Linked DNA regions of Homo sapiens: region 1 is linked to region 2. Evidence: chromatin contacts called from ENCODE Hi-C data. All regions are on one chromosome and are shown on one strand. The core of a region is the stretch at or near the end of the contact, and the rest is flanking DNA. Distances in the headings are between cores, read along the strand shown.

Region 1 (7,032 bases), core at 670-3,169, 5.0 Mb after region 2:
TTCAAATTTGTTACTCATATGCTAACACAGCGATTAGTCAAACCTCCAACTTCCTAAAAACGCATTCTATCTTAACCAAATCGTAATTCACTAATCAATGATCCCAAGAGAAACCGCAACCATTCTATTCACACACAAAAAAGGATGGTCTTCAATTACAGAAATTCTACTTTTAAAAAGTCTTGCCATGTAAGCAAATATATTTCACCTCAATTTTGGATCCCTACTTTAGAAAAAAAAAAAGATCTAAAATGTACAATATGTATCTCAAAAATAAAACATCTATTAATACCTCCAATTATTAAGATACTAGAAAAAGTTTAATTGAGCATCTGCTCAGAGGAGGAGGATCCGAGGCAGATGAGTTTAAAACTTTTGCACCGCTTCTATGGACCAGTTTTCTTAAAAAATACACAATCCTAGGGGTACACGGTCTAATATTTATAAAATAAGCACTTGTTGAAAATTACTTCCGAACAGTTCACCATAAAACTAAAAAACAGTGTTATCAATGAGAAAGTAGGTTTATTTTCCTTTAATAAAATTGTGCTCCTGGGTTCAAAATGCCAGGTTACATACGCTGCCACTCATTTCTACAGAGCTATGCTGTCTCCGCGCAGACATTCTCATAGACTTGAAAACGTAAAGTGGCCACACCACGTCAAACGTCCCTGGCAAGGTTCTGCTTATCATTAGCACCACAGATGTAAACATTACGTCGACAAAACAATCGGTGAATGTGATACACAGTCCTCATGTGTTTAAATATTAGTGAAATCTGATAAGTATTACGATTTTAAAAACGTATTTTCTTAATTCCAATTTCCAAATTGATGTCAGAGTGCCTCTAGTCCAGACAGAAACTAATGCCAGCTACCAGCTGCTATAAAGCCTCTTTCAACTTTGTCTCTACTTCTCCCTCGGAGGAAATTCAAATGAAACGCTTTTCCCTACAATAAAACAAAGAGCCTGGGTAAATGTCAAAAATCGTTGGCATCCAGTAGTGGTATAGTTTGAGGATGAGTCGTGCACACTAAGTGGGTCACAAGGCATCAAAGCAAAAATCAGATCGCTGAAAATCACGGAAACAGCTGTAGCCCGTCTTGATCTCTCGCTGGTTTTAAAACACTGTTCCCAAGCAGTAACTGAAAACGTCCCACAAGATGAACACGAACTTTCTCTAGACGAAAGGCAGCTGGGAGCAGGACGCGTCCACGAGTCCCGATGGGAACGCGCCCACGCCGCAGCTGGGACTCGGGAGAGGCTAGGGGGACCGCGTGGCCTTGCTGTGGAAGGGACCCGCGCGGGCCCGCCGCGAAGGGGGCCCTGCCTGGCGCGACCTGGGGAGAGCCGGGGCCGGCCGGGTGGAGGGCGCACGGGGACACACGGACACGCACAGACACAGACACGCGCCCCGGGCTGAGGAGGGTGGTGGGAGGACCGCCGGCCGCCCCCCGCGCGGAGCCCCAGGGAACCCGGACTCCAGCCGCAAAGCGGAGAGGCGCCAGCAGCAATCAGCCACCTCAGGGGCGGCGGAGTCCAAGCCCCTCTCAGCCGGACCGTACCGCCTAAACCCTCCTCGGGTCCTCCTTCCTCACGTATGAGGTCTCTGTACCGAGGCGGCTGGTTCCATCGCAGCCCCGAGCCAACCCGCCAATCCCGCAGGACACTAACCGCTCCGGCCGCCGCAGGTTCTCCCGGGACTGCCCCCTCCAGGGGGCCGCTGTCCCGCCCCACGCCGGGGGCCGCCACAGGACGAGTTCTCTAGCTCCAGCCGGGCGAGGCGCCAGGGAGCTCCGAACGTGGCAGGATCCACTTTTACTTTTCCAGACAAGGGCCGACGGTTGTGACCTGGCTTCTCGTGAAGTGACTCCTGGCGACAGCAGCGGAGAGGACTACCGAAGCTTGCAGTCGCGGTTTGAAAACTGCAGCCGCGTCTGGGGCATCGCCGTTCGCCAGATCCCTCCCCCTAGGTCGGGAGAGCCAATCGGAACGGGTGCGGAGGGTGGGTCTGTCACGTGACGGGAGGGGCGGGGCACCGGCCGGGGGCGCGTGTGCGGGGCGGGGCCCGGCGGTGAGAGGGTGCGGCGCCTGGCTGGCCCGAGGCGGGGCGGGGAGGCGCGGCGGCGTGGCGGCGCAGGTGGGGCGCACTCGGGCTGCCGCGAGGGAGGGGCGGAGGGGGCGGCGCTGCAGAGGGGGCGCGCGGGGCTGGAACTACTGCTCTGTGTACTCCTTCCCACCTTCAGAGAGGTCAGTTCGAGAGGTGTGAATATCCGGAGACCGGGGAGAAGGAAGCCGCAAAATTCGTCCCAGCTGCCTGCGACTAGTTACCAAACTTCAGTGCCTACCAAAGACCTATTTTCTGACTCTTCTTGAGAGTCTTCCTTAGGACCGGAACGTACCCTGTAAGTGGAGAACCCAGTTTGCTACAACTTGGCAGAGGTTCCTCGGAGTGTCAACATCAGTTGGGGATTTATGGAACCTAGACCCCACTGCTAACGTCCGCTGTCGCGAATGGTGTCCCTTCTGAGGCACTGACTGAAGGCAGTGTAGGGAGGGTCCCAATAGGCTGAATAGCCGATTTTGCATTTATAGTGCTAAGGAAAAAGATGAAAGCCCTCAGCAACCTACTCAAGATCTGTTATCCTTTGAAGACAGTGGAAATTTTCAAAGTTCTGTGCAAGACACAAATGTTTTACATAGATATATAATCCTAGTTTATATGTATAGGATACACACATACTCATACATATATGGGATTAGTTATGTAATCTAGGATTGCTTTCAGAGGACATTTACGATAATTGCAGAAAACCCTTCCGTGGGAAAGGATACTGGGAGTGGAGTCGTCCTCTTGCTTTCAAAAGACTTAATGTTCAGTTAGCATATAAAGGACAGGTTTTCTTGTTCTATCCCAGTAAGCCAAGCAAATTCCTGTGAAGCTAGCTGTTTCCCTTTCCTACTGCATTTTCCCCAAGATAAAGGTATAGAATGCATCACAGCCCTTTTATGAAGTCTGTTTGTTGTTACTTAGGTTAACTCCTCCTCCCAGGTTAATAATGTCTTGCCCCTAAACCTTGTCAAATGGAGAATATTGCTTCCATCTATCTAATTTCTTGTTGCTAACAATTGGGCTGACTAGAGAAGCCTAAAGTTAGGATGAAAATAAAATGCCACACACTGGAATTAACTTTTCTGGGGTATAAGAATCCGTAAGCAATGAGACTGTTCCCATCTTTTCTTTCATGAGCATAGGTGTTGCATTCCAGAGGTCTCAGCACCAGTACCAAAACTAGTAACCTCTTGGGGGTCACAGGATTACATCATTATGGTGGTTTTGGGGTTGTGTGTTTAACTTTGGACCTCCTTAATTTCAACATTTCATCAATTGCCAGCTTTTAGCAATCTTCTCACACTCACCCCATACTCCCCGTCACTAATCCAGTCCCAGATCACTTCACACCTAGACACAGACTTTTCTCTCTCTGGCACCACTGTAAGCCAGTCCTCTTGGTCACAATACCTCTGCTGTAACCAGCCAGCCTCCTAGGGATATTGTCATGTCTTGCATTTTCCTGCTTCTGCCTTAGCTCCAGCTTATCACCATCCTCCTCATCCATACCTGTTCATCAGTTTCTGACTTTAAGAAGGTTACCCTCTTCAGGAATCAGAACTCTGCTGATTCCTACTTTCTGTTCCCAGCCTGATCACCTCTGCCTTATGTTCTTTGGTGCAGGGCTGATAGTTTGTGTTTCTTTTATGACCCTAAATAGATTGTTAACCCTTGTGCCTGATGTCAGATTTGTTAACTAGGACTTACCACACTATCCCAAGGACATTCAACTACACTTACTTGGTCTCAGGCACTGTGGTTCAAGTAACAAGGAATTCCTGGTGCTGAGGAGGAGGCAGTACATCTGTGGCCTTGCAGGAAAATTCAGAAGTCAATACATTCCTCCATCCACCTCATTTACCTAAACTCATTCATCACCGTGTCAAAGATATATGTTCCTGCTCTCATTCCCTTGAGTAGGAAATCTCCAGGTGACCTGATGGTCATTCTGTGGTCATTGCTTCTGACCACACAGTTCATTAAGTTGACCATCCTTGAATGACACATTCCGACCAGGGATGGCGGTTGTTATGGGCTCAGTTGTGTTCTTTTCCAGTTCATACGTTGAAATTCTAACCCTCAGGAACTCAGAGTATGACCGTATGTGGAGATAGGGCCTTTAAAGAGGTAATTAAGGTAAAATGAGATAATATGAGTGGCCCCTGATCCAAGATGACTGGTGTCCTGATAAGAAGAAATTAGGACACATACAACACTGACTAAGGGACCACCCTGTGAGGACATAACAAGAAGGTGGCCATTTGCAAAGCAAGCAGAGAGGTTTCAGAAGAAACAAGACCTGCTGATATCTTGATCAACAGCCTCTAGCCTCCAGAACTGTCTGTTGTTTAAGCTGTCCGCTCTGTGGTATTTGTTATGGCAGTCCAAGCAAACAAATACAGTGGTCCTCCTGGATCACTCCAGGTTAGTAATCACACACTGACTGGGAGCGATGATCGTTCCCAGTCACTGCTTACCACATGTGGCCAGGGAAGGTGATCCTCTCCGGTAATGGCACGACACTCACCATATTCTGTCCAGGGAAGGGACCTTCCCCAGTCACATCAAGTCAGTCACCGCATACTGACCACATAATGATCAAGGAAAGTGATTCTCACCGATTCCATGTTTACTCCCTGTAGATGCAGAAAAGGAGGGTTTTGCACAGAGCAGAAGGCCTCAAACTCAAAACTCTTGCCACTGACACACCCTCCTTCTGAAGAATTCATGTGGAAAAGGCAAAACAAGCTCTACTACCTGTCTAGAACTGAATATACCAGAAACCTGTGGCTAGGCTAAAGGTAGCCAGACGCAGGCAAGGCCAACAGCCTCTGAAGGGGCGTGGCTCAACCCCCCACCCAACAGGGGTGCTCACTGAATGGAGACAGGCTCCTCCAAACAGATCCCCTCTCTGGAGGTAGGAATAGTGAGTGTACTCAGATGGAGATGTCGCAGTGCATTTACTCATGGTGCCTACAGCACATTGCAATTTTGAAAGCACTGAGAACCAGAGAGACTCTAAGAGACCTCACATCCCCTGACTCTCTTGAAACACTATTAGCAAAGCTAATTGGGGCTAGTTTTGTCTGATGAGAGTAATAACTCAGACTGGTACAAGTGTCTTCCTTAAAGGGTGACACAGCTTTCCTCTCCAAAACATCCATGATCAACTAGGGCCAATATGCCAATCCAACCACTCACTGCAGTTTATAGAGTATAACCTGTCCTGTAAAAGCTGTCCAAAAGAAATGCCACGCACATTGGCAAATGTTCTACTAGTCATATTTTAAAAAGTAAACACAGATAAAATTAATTTTAACAATTTATTTTATTTAACCCAATATTTCTAAAACATTGTCATTTCAACATGTAATCAACAAAAATTATTGAGACATTTTACTTCCTTTTTTAATATTGTCTTAAATCTAGTATTTTATACTTACAGCATGTCCCAATTCAGATGCCAAATTTTCATCGGAAACACTTGATCTGTATTTAGATTTCACAAAATTTACTGTTGCAAAAAGCAGATTCACATTCCTAAGTTGTTTTGAACAAACTAAAGTTTTTCACGCCAGGTGTGGTGGCTCATATCTGTAATCCTAGCACTTTGGGAGGCCAAGGCGGGCAGATGATTTGAGATCAGGAGTTCAAGACCAGCCTGGCCAACATGGTGAAACCCCGTCTCTACTAAAAATACAAAAATTAGCCAGGCATGGTGGCAGGTTCCTGTGATCCCAGCAACTCAGTAGGTTGAGGCAGGAGAATCACTTGAACGCAGGAGGCAGAGGTTGCAGTTAGCCGAGATTGTGTACCACTGCACTCCAGCTTGGGCGACAAAGCGAGACTCTGTCTCAAAAATAAATAAAGTTTTTCAATAACTAAATACAGTATCAGTTTCTTAATATAAATTTAATGACAATGAAATAAAATAGAAAATTTTGTCATGTTAGCCACATCCCAAGTGTTTCATGGCCACATGTGGCTACTAAGTTAGGCAGTGTAGGTCTGAAGGGCTAGAAACGTGCCTTCTAATTGTGTCTAAATTTCCAGTGCTAGAGACAATCAGAGCAGTCTGGAGCTAGAAAAATTCTTGCAGTTCAGTAACCCAACTCCCTTGTTTTAGAAGGGAAGAAACCTACAGTGAGAGAAGTTGAGGGACTTGCAAAAGATCACACACCTAAATTCGGTGGTACATATCTGAACAATAATTTAGGTCTCCTGACTCTTAATCCTAAGATATTATTTAAGCCTCTTCACATCAGACATACTTCAGAATAAAGTAATTTTTAAATTTATCTGAATCATCACTCCGATGATACAGGCAAGAGAAAGCAAACCTGTATCCCAACTGCATTCTCATAACCTGATAAGAGCACACCCTACAATATTTAAGGCACCCTCCTTCCACTCTGTCTTAGGGTCCATGTGGTTTCATCTGTCAGCTCTCTTACCTCAATGCATCACTGCTTCCTCTCCTTGGAGCCACCTGGCCGAACATCGCTGCCGCCCGCCCACAGAGCATCCGGCCACATTTTTCTGTCTGCAGTTTTCCTCTCCCAGGTGTCTACCACACGTTATTTAAGGTTGTGCTTCAGAGAATCCTTTATATTTGCAAACCAAAATATTCAGTAGAAACTACAGTAAAGTTGTAGAAGAGCTGCTATGCTCCAGCCACAAACACACCAGGCTCTAAAGTTCTACCTCGTGAGAAGCTGTGAGAGAGAAAGAGAAGATATATGTGTGGTTAAGTGTGTGACATCAGGCAGCCCTGCCTTCAAGTCCCAGTTCTGCCCATTCCTTGTTGTGTGATTTTGGGCGATCCTCAGTTTTCTCATCTGTGAAATGGGGATAATAATAATAGCTACCTCCATGAGATTGAAATGGGATAATGCATACTAAGAACAGTGCCTAACAAG
Region 2 (6,153 bases), core at 3,579-6,078:
AAGAACACTTTTAAAGGAGTGTGAGATCTGAACCAAATCTGTAAGAATACATTCACTCATGATGCTCTCATTTAGGAATGAGAACAATACTAACTCTAACTTGTTACCTAAGAGACAAAGGCAAGGGAGGGCTGCTGGAGAGCCGTGAAACTGTGGTCTGGTCAGTGTTGTTGAACTGAATCATAGCTAGTAAACAAGATACATGCAAGTCCCACATGCAACACACTTGTAATGTATTTTATACACTATACTTTTAGTGTATTTTATTTTCAACATTTCATGAAAAATGTTAGGTAATAAAATTGAGCACAAAATTTGTAAGTGGTAAGACAACTCAATTTTCCCCTAAATTTCATTTGAAAATAATATAAGGGTACATATTTAATTTTTAACTAAATTTAAGACTCATATATCCAAATATTTTGGAAAAGTAGAATGCATTCTTACCTGAAGGACCTTCCTAATTCTTTTTAGATTGTGTATCAAGAGTAGGTTTTTCTCTTTGGAAACACGACCTAACTGTTCATCCAGTTGTATTAACAAGTTTTGAAGAAGAATCGTTGCCATGGTTTCATTGTTAGAAGCTGCCTCCCTAAAAAAAAAAAGGATTATTACACAACAGAAAACAACTTTGTAAAATGTCTACTTTTTTACCATACTAACTTTAAAACAATAAACCTATTACATGGTGATAAGCATTTAAAAGTTTTAAAAAATTAAATTGTTAACATGAAGAGATGCTCAACATCACTAATCATTAGGGAATTTCAAGTGAAAATCAGAGTAAGATACCACTTCATACCCATTAGGGTGGCTATTATAAAAAGGAAAAGAAAAAACAGAAAATGAGTGTTGGTGAGGATACAGAGAAATTGTGCAATGCTGGTGGGAAGGTAAAATGGTCAATCACTGTGGAAAACTATATGACAGTTACCCAAAATATTAAACATAAAATTGCTATATGACCCAGCAATTCCACATCTGGATATATACCCAAAAGAATTAAAAGCAGGGACTCAAACAGATATTTGCATACCAATGTTCCTAGCAGGGTTATTAGCAATAGCCAAAATGTTTGAACAACCCAAATGTCCATTGACAGATACATTTATAAAACAAAATGTGATATATACAAACAATGGAATATTATTGAGCTTCAAAAAGGAAGAAAATTCTGATATGATACCTGTTAAACATGAATGAATTTTGAAAACATTACACTAAGCAAAATAAGTCAGTTACAAAAGGAAAAATATTGTGTGATTCCAATTATCTAAAGTACCTAGAGTAGTCAAATTCACAGAGACAGAAAATAGAATGGTGATTGCCAGGGGTTGGGGGTGGAGGACTAGGGAGTTACTGTTTAAAGAGTACAGAGTTTCAGTTTGGAAAGATGAAAAAGTTCTGCAGATGGATGGTGGTGATGGTTGCATAATAATGTGAATATATGTAATGCCACTGAATAGTACACCAAAAACAATGGTAAATTTTATGTTATGTGTATTTTACCACAATAAAAAAGATGGCTGAAAAAAATTAAATGGTATAAGGTGAATAGAGCTTTGAAGAGTATAAATCTTACTGAGAAAAAAATATTGATTTACATTGAGTCTGTGATAGAGAACTGACAATCAATTGATTTGCTTCTTTTTTTAATACATGAAAAATTATTTGGGTTTTTGTTTACAGAGAAAAGAAGCACTGGAACCATTAACTTTTCATTTACAATGAATGGAACCAGAAAGGACAATTATTCCCCTTCTTTGGGAAGGCTTTCAAATCCTTGAGAAAGTTCTTTACCTGAAAAGAATGCATCTACTGAGTAAAAAGTGGACCATAAAATAAATTCACATGGATAGAGCATCAGACATTTGTGCATCAACTTCTAGGGAAAATATGTTTGATCCTACCAGTCTTGATTTTCAATCCATTGGGCCAACAGATGCCGAATTTCCATGGGAAAGTTGTCATCATAGAATTGATCCACCTGCTCCAAAAACTTGATTTCTAACTGTTGGACTTGATTCCACTGAGACATGCTATAAAAGAAGGTGTAGAATTAGAGTTTTAAAATATTGTTCATAGCCCTAGTACATATTTTCTTCTTTCCTTAGAATTAGTCAATGTTATGACTGAATTCCAATATATCCAAGGATACAAAAATTTCACTAAGGTTTTTTTTCATAATTCAACCCTAATGAAGGGAGCAGCCTTCTTTCTGTGCCCCTAAACTACAGCCTTCCTTGCTCTAAAATGAACTCCTGTTCTACCTGCTCCAAAAAGTTTTCACTCCCACTCTGCCAAACACCCCACATCCTGCCCACAGCTGTCTATGTGAATTTCTATTATCAACAAGCTCTTTCCCTATCTCTTGTCCCCTCAACATTTAGACTTGGAGCAACTTGAAGGCAAACGTATTTGACATTTACTATACCTCCTAAAACCCTCTAAGACTTTATATGTGAGGAACAACCCCCCAAGAAGCTTCTTTTATATGAAATTGCCAAATTTCTTTTTTCTTTATTTCAGATTTGTCTGGCTTCTAGAGTCAGCTTTATGTTCTTGACTTCTAGTCCAATTTTGTCTTAGCTTCATGAAGAATTTTATGTATGCATTTTCGTAGGCTCCAGTTTTTTAAATTAAAAATATTTCTGAACCAGTGAATGTGTTTCATTTCTCTCTGTGAGGATCCATTATAGATGGGCAAAGCTCTTAAAGGATGTAGTCTTTTTGTCTCTGAGAAACATCTGATAGTGGTTAAACCCTCAAGTTACTTAAGGAGTAAGAAACCACACTTGATACCTATTTGGCAGCCTGTCATAAAAGAAAAGTACGCATTTCCCCCTTGTAACCCCACTCTGGCCAATTTAGAAGCTGTAGACATATTTCCTAACTCAGGAAAATTAGTATGACGCTGCCTCCTTGAAATTACAGCATTTTATGTTTTCCAAAGTCAAATTTTTGGTTGTTTTCTCAGCAATTCTAAGTCAAGTAAAAACACCAAACCCCCTTTTACATGATTAATCACCATAACATTTCAACATATCTCATAGATAGGCTAAGGTTTCCTTTTGCCTATAGAACACCAGGGTAATTTCATATATTTCATATACATATTCTTTGGGTTTTAAGTAGAATCATTTTGAGCACCTTTTCCCTGAGCTCCTGGTAAATGACTTAAAATTTATAAAAAAACGTGTTGCCAATGTTTTGCTAAAGAGAAAGCAAGTGGGAAAAGAAGTAATGTTTTATTTGCATATCATTTTATATTTATGAAAACCTTTACACTTTACAATTCTAGGCATATTGTAAATGCTCAATCAATGCTTGTTAAATGAAGAATGAGTGGCACTCCTGACATTGCTATGAATATGGTAGGTGGATATAAGTAGTATGTCAACTTTAAAAAGGAAAAACTTGAAGATCAAATAGGCGAAATGACGCCTGCCTAATGTGTGAGGCTTCTAAGGGACAACCTGAGGTTTCCTGAGTCTGAACCATTTGTTTTTCCAGATATCGGATGTATATATATTCCATCGGATGTGTATATATTCCACACAAAATTGGAACATTTGTTCTCATGCTACTATCAACATTGTCCTATCTATCAATTTATTTTAGTTAATGACAACAGAGAACATGAGTTGAAAATAGCATTACAGTTTTTCATCATACTATTGTTAAACCCCCGCTATGATTTGGATGAAAAATCTATTTTCTAACTAAAACTTACAGGTAGATGGGAGGAATAAGTTCTAGTGCTGTAACACTAGGATGAATATGGTTAACAATAACTTAGTGTATATTTTCAAAAAGCTAAGAGGATTTTGAATGTTCACAACACAAAGTAATGATAAATGTTTGAGGTGATGGATATGCTGAATATCCTTTGATCATAACACATTGTTCATATTTATTGAAATATCACTGTATATTCCATAAATATTTACAATTGTGTGTCAAATGAAAATAAAAGGAAAATTAAAAAAAATAAAAATAAACACCGAAAAAAATCACTACTAAGATCTGAGTCTTTCGGAGAGCTGAATTCAAAGCTGAAAAAAGGAAGAAGAAGGAATACATAGTCCTAGGACATTTTCTATTGCAGCCTCTGGGAACGCCTTTAGACATCCTTCAGCAGGTTTCTTTGCTTTCACTCTCTAGGGGCTACTTCTTTCTCATGAAAACTGTGACGTTGCTTCTGAAAACTCAGTGCCTGTCTGTCCTTTTTGCGTGCATTTCCTAGAAGATCCCACTAAAGGGGCATTTTGTCCCACCGTCTGTGAGCTGGTGGTGCCGCTTTGGCTCTGTGGCCTGTAGCTTGCAAAAGGAGATGACCTGCCCTAAAATGTCACTCGCGCCCATCAAAGCCACAGTCACCGGCTGCCGTAGCTGCAAGCTTTTTTCTGAAATCCAGGTACGCTAATCTAAAGTCAGACATCACAGCTCTAGAGAAGCTGGCTAAGAAAGTGAAGAGGGGCTCACTTTCAGCCTCCGCGAGGACACACCTCCGCAGCCGCCGCAGCTCCCCTGGCCCCCGCAGGGAGATTCGCCCGGGCACCGTGGCGCGGGCCTGCGGAGCGGTTTCCGCGGAGAACCCGTGCCAGGGCGCATCTGTGGGTCGTGGAGTCGGGCGCTTCCTTCTATAATAAGCCTCCTCAGGAAGGTTAAAATGAAGCAATTGTCAAAACGCCAAGGGAAAGCAAAGCTTCAGAGTATCCTGCATAATAAGCATGTCCTCCTTACAAGAGGCAGCCAGAAGGTGTGGTCTGGCCACTTACCTAGCGCTCTCTCAGCACAGGTCCCAGGCAGTGCTCAAGTCCAAAGTCAGAAGCGCCCCTCACAGTCCCTAGGAGAAAGCCGCTGACGCCATCATCAGTAGGGGATTTGCATTTCTCCTCCCACTTGAGGCTTTCCTGTGCGTCAGTGTTCGAGTCTCTGGGACTTTACTTGGGTCAGTTCCCACCCACTCTATTCTAGAAATGCTAACACGCAGAAACTGCCAGGCTGGAGCCCCTTCACCGGGCGTCCTCTTCCCTCTTATCCCTCCCAGCGGCTCTCGCAACTGCAGGTGGCTCAGCAGTGCCAGGAAAAAGGGGAGGGGCGGGGCATACATTTTCTTCAGTGGTTTCCTTAGACAATCTGAGATCCTCTGCAGAGTTACTTACCTGGAGCCCAGTTCTTCAGCTTCCTCTCTCCCTAGTATAAGGCTCCACTCAGCCTGGTGAACCACCCCTGGGATGGAAGGGATGGGTAGCCAGGATCAAAACACCAAACTCATAGACCTTACTGGGCTCCAATTCCAGCGGGGTCCGCTCACTCCGACGAGGGTGACCTGACCCAGAGGGTTGGGCCAAGTCCTGGGTAGGCCACCAGTGCTTGCCCTTCCTGACCTAGCCTCCTCCTACTCTCCTTGAGTAGCCTTGCCCCTGGTTGCTACGGTGCGTTCTTCTCCCTTTGTGACATCAGCCTGTTCTAGAATCACAGAGTTGGAGGAAGTCTTGGTCCCATCTAATGCTAAATCCTCTTTCATATCTGAAGAGACCCAGTGAGGTGACCAAGAGGACTCAATAAGTTAGCCACGGAGCCCGATAATAGCCCAGGTGTTTCCCTTCCCACTTCAGTGGTCTTTTCATTTCATCTCCTTGTAGTTAGCTCTTAACCCCTTGATTCACAGTAGGGGTTCAATAAAATAAAGAGAAGTCCAGGCGTGTGGCTCACACCTGTAATCCTAGCACTTTGGGAGGCTGAAGTGGAAGGACTCCTTGAGCCCAGGAGTTTGAGACCAGCCCAGGCAACACAGTAAAATCCCACCGTATATTAAAAAATCAATAAAAATGTTTAAGAAAGTAAAAATAGTAAAACAAAGACAAAAATAAAGACAGACAGACAGACTGAAAGAAAGGTAGAAAGTGTCACTCAATTTGGTTATACACATGCTTAGAGCAATATACCAAGGTGAAAGGCCTGCCTCCCTCTTCCCTGACGGGTTTCACACAGGTACACCCTCTGGATTCTTCTCTCCCAGGTGACATTATCATGTGCTTAAACTTACCACCCACCCCCAAATAGGTCAATCAATCCAAAGTCACACTTTCCATATCACTGTAAATTTCCTGGTTAGGTAGGCCTGGTCCCCACTGCTTGTTGAGC

Evidence for each region. Hi-C counts contacts between places; a loop is a spot of excess contacts on that map. Pooled maps may share reads with other maps.
Region 1: a loop to region 2 is called in a pooled map, with 6 times the contacts of the local background. The contact joins the promoter of STK17B here to the promoter of STAT4 in region 2. A Hi-C loop is called at or near these places in 5 of 50 pooled maps.

What each region holds. Positions count from the first base shown.
Region 1 is chr2:196,169,659-196,176,690 of GRCh38, forward strand. STK17B (serine/threonine kinase 17b) reads right to left here and starts at 1,920. Exons shown (of 8, transcript NM_004226.4): 1 at 1,675-1,920. LOC101927454 (a long non-coding RNA gene) reads left to right here and starts at 1,881. Exons shown (of 2, transcript XR_923737.2): 1 at 1,881-1,973; 2 at 2,247-3,190. RefSeq lists silencers at 1,246-1,465, 1,986-2,215 and an enhancer at 6,643-6,902.
Region 2 is chr2:191,146,166-191,152,318 of GRCh38, forward strand. STAT4 (signal transducer and activator of transcription 4) reads right to left here and starts at 4,829. Exons shown (of 24, transcript NM_003151.4): 1 at 4,782-4,829; 2 at 1,911-2,039; 3 at 448-592. The coding sequence starts at 2,038. RefSeq lists a silencer at 4,469-4,518 and enhancers at 4,989-5,038, 5,169-5,248.